2 separate regions of the Homo sapiens genome follow, and region 2 is linked to region 1. The links are chromatin contacts, found by Hi-C or POLR2A ChIA-PET in ENCODE. All regions are on one chromosome and are shown on one strand. The core of a region is the stretch at or near the end of the contact, and the rest is flanking DNA. Distances in the headings are between cores, read along the strand shown.

Region 1 (3,079 bases), core at 193-2,692:
AAGGTCTCCCTCTGTCGTCCAGGCTGGAGTGTAGCGACACCATCACAGCTCATTGCAGCCTGGACCTCCCCAGCTCAAATAATCCTCCTATTTCAGCCTCCTGAGTACCTGGGACTACAGGCACGTTCCATCATGCCCAGCTAATTTTTAAAATTGTTTTTGTAGAGATGGGGCCTCACTCTGTTGCCCAGGCTGGCAGGCTGGTCTCAAACTCCAGGGCTCAAGGGATCCTCCCGCCTTAGCCTCCCAAAGTGCTGGGATGAGAGGTGTGAGCCACTGCACCCGGCCAATTTTTTTTTCTTCTTTTTTCTTTTTCTATTGAGACAGGGTCTTGCTCTGCTGCCCAGGCTGGAGTGCACTGGTGCGATCTCGACCCCCCAGGCTCAAGTGATCATCTCACCTCAGCCTCCCACGTAGCTGGGACTACAGGAGCTTGGCACTAGGCCCCGGATAATTTGTTTGTTTGTTTGTTTGTTTGTTTTGCGACGGAGTCTTGCTCTGTCGCCCAGGCTGGACTGCAATGGCAAGATCTCGGCTCACTGCAACCTCCGCCTCCTGGGTTCAAGCGATTCTCCTGCCTCAGCCTCCTGAGTAGCTGGGATTACAGGCATGCGCCACCGCGCCTGGCCAATTTTTTTAATTTTATGGATAGTGTATTTGAAAAGTCACATCGATTTTTCTCCTGGAATGTCCTCTAGATGTGCCGTAGCTTCAAGTTTTACATGTAGGTCTAATTTAGGTTGTGTGATACAATGGGTTTGCATTTAGAAGGGTCCTCTGGCAGCAGCAAGGAAGGTTTTCGGAGGGTGATAGCCTAGGGCCTGAAACTACTGAGACTTGGAGAGAAGTGATGGTGGCTTTCACTAGGTGATAGTAGTGAAGGATATCGAAATGAATTAAAATACTGGGGATGTAGAATGACTGGACTTAATGGCTTGAGGGAAGTGTCCAGAATGATTCCTGGGTTTCTTACGCACAACACTGAGGGTAGATAACTTGCTTGTACGTTTTTTGCACTTCAAATTGGTCCTCAATAAATAGTTTTTCCTTTGGGGAGGTTATGATTGAAATTTGGCCAGTCAGGGATACAGTTTTCTCAAACAACACTCTTGTATCAGTTCCCTTTTTGGGTACTGCCTGGAGCCCAGTATTGAACCCTGTCCTCCCAAGCCCAAAGACCTTTGCCTCCCATAGTACCAGGAAAGGTGCCCAAGTTCTTTTACACACAAGGTGCGCAGAGCGGCCAGCGCATGCCCAGAGAGGTCGTAAGGAGGACGACCGCCCGGAGAGAAAGGACGCACGCTTCCCGCCATTTTGTTCAGCTTGCCGGGCAACCGGCCCCTGCTGGGGACTACAAGTCCCGTAAGCCTCCGCGGCGGCACGTCCTACCCTACACTGTCCAGCCGGCTCCCTTTTTCCCCCTCCCCGGGGGCCAAGGGCTCCGGCTGCTGCCTGGCGGCCAACGGGCCAGGTAGGATTTCCGGGAGAGGCTGCTGTGGAGGCTGAGGAGGCGGCGGCGGAGATCTGGGTAAGTTCAGCGAGCAAGGGAAAGTGAGCAGGACGCGCTCAGTATCAGGCTGCGGCCTCCTCTCAGGCTGCGGCCCCTTTCTTGGCTCTGCGAGAGGGTCCCGGTCCGGGCAGAAGGTAACGGCCCGGGTCGCCGTCGCTTCGGGCCAGGGCGGGGCGGGGCCGCCGCCTCCCTCCTCGGCCCTCCCACAACGGTCCAACCCGGGCTTCTCCGCCTGAGGCAGGGCCCGCGCAGGCTCGCCCTCTCCGCCCCCCGAGACTTGGCTGGGCCCTTTTGTCTGGGCTGCGTTGCTCCCCCTTTGTGTCCGTGCATGGAGTCTCCGCCACGGGGGAGCCTGTTCCCCCGGTCCCCAACAGGGACTGCTCCCTGGGGATCCGGTTACAGTAACCGGATCGGGTCAAAGTACATTTTTCAAAACCGTCCTGCCTCAGACCTCTGCACCCCTGCTGGGCAGAACGGGGGCTTCGGAGCCAGGCGGAGTTTCTGTAAAAACCTGGAGGTTATTATTTAACTTTCAAACATCAGCCTGGGCGGCTTCAGGGCACGAAACTCCCGACGTTTTTCTTGGTGGAGAGATGAGATTAAGGAAAAGAAGCGACCCCTCTCTCCCACCCTCTACACCCCGGCTCCGGGAAACCGGGAAGGCATCGAATTTGCTGCGATGTCTGTGCAGCTCACATCTGTGATCGGTGGACCAAAGAACCAGTGGTGAATGGTAGAATGGCAGTTCACGCACCTCCCAAATCTCGGAGGAGAGTGACTTACAGGGCATCACTGATTGCTTGCAAAAAAAAAAAACCCTCCAGTGCTTCATTCGGACACTCAGCTCCTCGCTCCTTCCAACCTCTTCCTTTTCTTGTTCTTTTTAAAACAAACAGTGGAAGGAAAAAGTCCTTCAGTGGAAGAATTTGCTTTATAGAGGAACCAGAAACCCAGTGGCTTCTAGAAGTCACTTACTTTTTCGCCAAATTAAAGAAATGAATTTCGGGCGTGGTGGCGCGCGCCTGTAATGCCAACTATTCTGGAGGCTGAGGCAGGAGAATCGCTTGAGGCCAGAAGTTCGCGACCAGCCTGGGCAACACAGCAAGACCCCATCTTAAAAAAAAAAGGAATGAAGCCCGTTTAGAAATGAAGCCAGTTTAGGGGATGAGGTGTGGTAGATTCTTACCGGAAACCGCGGAACTGCGTGGATTGTGGATTCGATCAAATTTGGCTAGATAATGGTAACTGTGTATGTCCTCCTGTTGGAAGACTGCATTGCTAGAATCAGCTTAAGGTAAAATTTGTTTGTTTGTTTCATTTAAGAGACAAGAGTCTAGCTTGGTTGCTGAAGCTTGAGTACAGTGGAGAGCTCCTAGTTCACTGTAGCCTCGAACTTCTTGGCTTAAGCCATCCTTCCACCAGAGGCTCCCAGATGCCTGGGACTAGAGGCATGAGCCACTGTGCCCGACTATTTAATTTAATTTATTTATATTTATTTATTTATTTTGAGACAATCTCACTTTGTTACCCAGGCTGGAATGCAATGGCACGATCTTGGCTCACTGCAAC
Region 2 (3,479 bases), core at 657-3,156, 420 kb after region 1:
GCTTTCTAAGATATATTGGTAAGTGGAAAAAACCCAAAGTACAGCACAGAGTGTATAAAATACCACCATTTGTATAACAAGAATGAGGGAGAGAATACATTTGCTTGTACATGTATATGTTATATCTGGATGGCTACAGGGGAAACTGATAACATTGCTTGCCCTATGGGGGCGCACTAGGCGGCTGGGGTAAGAGTGGGGAGCTTTTCATTGTGCATCCTTTTGCATTCTGGATCACATTATGTACCACCTATTAACAAGAAATACTTAAAAGTTGTGTACTTACTTTGTTTTCTCTCTCCCTACAGAGAACATAAACTTCATGAGAGTATACACCATTTGCTTTCTTGTTCACTGTTACCCCCTCAGCATTTAACACAATGCCTAGTACCTAATACATGCTCAATGCTTATCTACAGAATGAATAAATGAAAGTGAAGGTCTCTTCCAGCTCACTTCAAGAAGGTATGAAATGGATTCCAGGACCCAGCCATTCAGAGGAACTGAGAGAGATGCTGAGTTGTTTTTAGTATGGTGTACTGTTTTTCTTAATTGTTATCTTTTTTTTTTTTTTTTTTTTTTTTGAGACGGAATCTCGCTCTGTAGCCCAGGCTGGAGTGCAGTGGCGCGATCTCAGCTCACTGCAACCTCTGTCTCCCCAGTTCACACGATTCTCCCGCGTCAGCCTCCTGAGTAGCTGGGATTACAGGCGCACACCACCACACCCGGCTAATTTTTTTTGTTTTTGTTTTTGTTTTGAGATGGAGTCTTGCTCTGTTGCCCAGGGTGGAGTGCAGTGGCATGATCTCAGCTCACTGCAACCTCTGCCTCCTGGGTTCAAGCGATTCTCCTGCCTCAGCCTCCTGAGTAGCTGGGATTACAGGTGCGCGCCACCATGCCTGGCCAATTTTTGTAGTTTTTTTAGTAGAGACAGGGCACCATATTGGTCAAGCTGGACTCGAACTCCTGACCTCGTGATCTGTCAACCTCAGCTTCCCAGAGTGCTGGGATTATAAGCATGAGCCACTGTGCCCCACCTTTTTTGTAGTTTTTTAGTAGAGTTTTCACTCTGTTGGCCAGACTGGTCTTGAACTCCTGACCTTGTGGTCCGCCCGCCTCGGCCTCCCAAAGTGCTGGGATTACAGGCGTGAGCCACCAAGCCCGGCCGTTGTTATCATGTTAAAAAAAAAACATGACAAAGGGCCGGGTGTGGTGGCTCATGCCTGTAATCCCAGCACTTTGGGAGGCTGAGGCAGGCAGATCACTTGAGGTTGGGAGTTCAAGATCAGGCTGGTCAAAATGGTGAAACCGTCTTTACTAAAAATACAAAAATTAGCCGGGTATGGTGGCAAGTGCCTGTAATTCCAGCTACTCAGGAGGCTGAGGCAGGAGAATCGCTTGAATCCAGGAGGTGGAGGTTTCAGTGAGCCAAGATCGCCTTACTGAACTCCAGCCTGGCGACAGAGTCCCCCAAAAAACATCACAGGAGAATGTGTAGAGGGTGGATATGGAGGACAGGCCTGGTCACAGATGCACTTCCCAAGTGAGAGTCTTAGTAGCCAAAATAGCAGGGCAATGTCGTGCTCAGACTATACCCCAGTCATGGCCTCTGGGGTGGCAGCTTTAGATATAGGCAAAGCCACCCCATTTCCTGTGGCCTCAAAACATTCAGGATCATAGCTCCCATAACATTCCAGTTCCTAATGTGTCTTCTGCTCTAAATTCTAAATTCCCTGAGGTCAGGAACTAGGTCTGTCTGGCTCACCAGATAACCTGAGTTTGGCACAGAAGGAACAAAAGAACGAATGAATGAAAGAATACAAGGAGTTGAGAGAACTCCAGAAAAGCCAGAATCAGTAGCTGTCATACCCCATCTTGCCAGGAGGTGGCAGTACAGAAGTATTTTCTGAGATGGCTGCTCAGCCTGAGCCTTGCAGTCTGGGCACAGAGTCCCGTTTTGACCCGGGGAGGGAGTGGAGTTGGGTGATTTTTGAAAAATTTATTACGGGCTTATAAGAAGAGGCACAGCGGCCGGGCGAGGTGGCTCACGCCTGTAATCCCAGCACTTTGGGAGGCCGAGGCGGGCGGATCATGAGGTCAGGAGATGGAGACCATTCTGCTTAACACGGTGAAACCCCGTCTCTACTAAAAACACAAAAAAGTAGCCGGGCGACGTGGTGGGCGCCTGTAGTCCCAGCCACTCGGGAGGCTGAGGCAGGAGAATGGCGTGAACTCGGGGGGCGGAGCCTGCAGTGAGCCGAGATTGCGCCACTGCACTCCAGCCTGGGCAACAGAGCGAGACTCCGTCTCAAAAAAAAAAAAAAAGAAGAAGAAGAAGAGGCACAGCTGGGTCAGGGAGACTGCAGCCCCACAGAGACACCAACGCTATATGGGAAGACAAGTGCTATTCTGGCCCTTAGGAGCCCTGAGGAAGGAGGATTAAGTTTGAGGCATTTGGGGAAAGTTCACAGAGATGACATTTGAACTGGGCCTAAACATAAGGAGAATTTATCCAGTTGGAGGACATTCTGGGTAGAGGTAACAGACTCATGGGAAACTGGGGGAATGATGAATTGTCAAGGATGGCTGGGTTATCCTGAGTTTGGTGGGAGATTAAATAAAAAGTTCTGGTGAGACCTCACTTCTTGTTTTTTTTGTTTGTTTGTTTGTTTTTTTTTTTGGAGACAGAGTCTCCCTCCGTCACCCAGGCTGTGCAGTGGCTTGATCTCGGCTCACTGCAGCCTCTGCCTCCCAGGTTCAAGCGATTCTTGTGCCTCAGCCTCCCGAGTAGCTGGGATTACAGGCACATGCCACCATGCCTGGCTAATATTTGTATTTTTAGTAGAGATGGGGTTTCACCATGTCGGCTAGGCTGATCTCAAACTTTTGACCTCAAGTGATCTGCCTGCCTCGGCCTCCCAAAGTACTAGGATTTCAGGCATGAGCCACTGAGCCCAGCCTCACATTTTTAATGAAAGGACAACATTCATTCTTCTTTTCTTTTTTTTTGAGATGAGGTCTGGCTCTGTCACCCAGGTTAAAGTGTAATTGCGTGATCTCGGCTCACTGCAACCTCTGCCTCCCAGGCTCAAGCAATCCTCCCACCTCAGTCTCCCAAGTAGCTGGACTACAGGCACCCACCACAACATCCAGCTATTTTTTGTATTTTTTTGTAGATATAGGGTTTCATCATGTGGCCCAGGCTGTTCTGGGAATTGGGATTACAGGTGTGAACCACCATGCCTAGGCAATGAAAGGACAACGGTCTTATGAAATTAATGCAATGCATACAGAAGGGTCTGAAGAAAGTTATTCAATTGAGATTTATGTGTCAGGCATATAGTAGAGGCTCAATAAACTTGAGTGAATGAATCATGAATTCTAGGTGGTTTCTTTGCTAAATCATAGGTCTTTGCTGATACTTTAAGAGTGTTTTCAGGCTGTGTGTGGTGGCTCATGCTGTAATCCCAGCACTTTGG

Evidence for each region. A loop is a pair of places that touch in the nucleus more often than their neighbours do. ChIA-PET counts read pairs that join two places held with the same protein, here RNA polymerase II (POLR2A). Pooled maps may share reads with other maps.
Region 2: a loop to region 1 is called in a pooled map, with 3 times the contacts of the local background. The contact joins the enhancer-like site here to the promoter of PHACTR4 in region 1. A Hi-C loop is called at or near these places in 6 of 50 pooled maps. POLR2A ChIA-PET finds 5 or more read pairs at or near these places in 2 of 52 experiments (H1 and activated naive CD4-positive, alpha-beta T cell).

The regions. Positions count from the first base shown.
Region 1 is chr1:28,368,298-28,371,376 of GRCh38, forward strand. PHACTR4 (phosphatase and actin regulator 4) reads left to right here and starts at 1,443. Exons shown (of 14, transcript NM_001048183.3): 1 at 1,443-1,528. RefSeq lists enhancers at 615-1,570, 1,221-1,515 and a silencer at 1,597-1,816.
Region 2 is chr1:28,783,390-28,786,868 of GRCh38, forward strand. No RefSeq gene overlaps it. Among named protein-coding and RNA genes, the nearest start is that of OPRD1, 27 kb to the right of the region's middle. RefSeq lists an enhancer at 2,357-2,406. Within about 2 kb of position 1,907, at least 12 of the 41 ENCODE cell types and tissues checked have a DNase peak (open chromatin) inside an H3K27ac peak, as active enhancers do.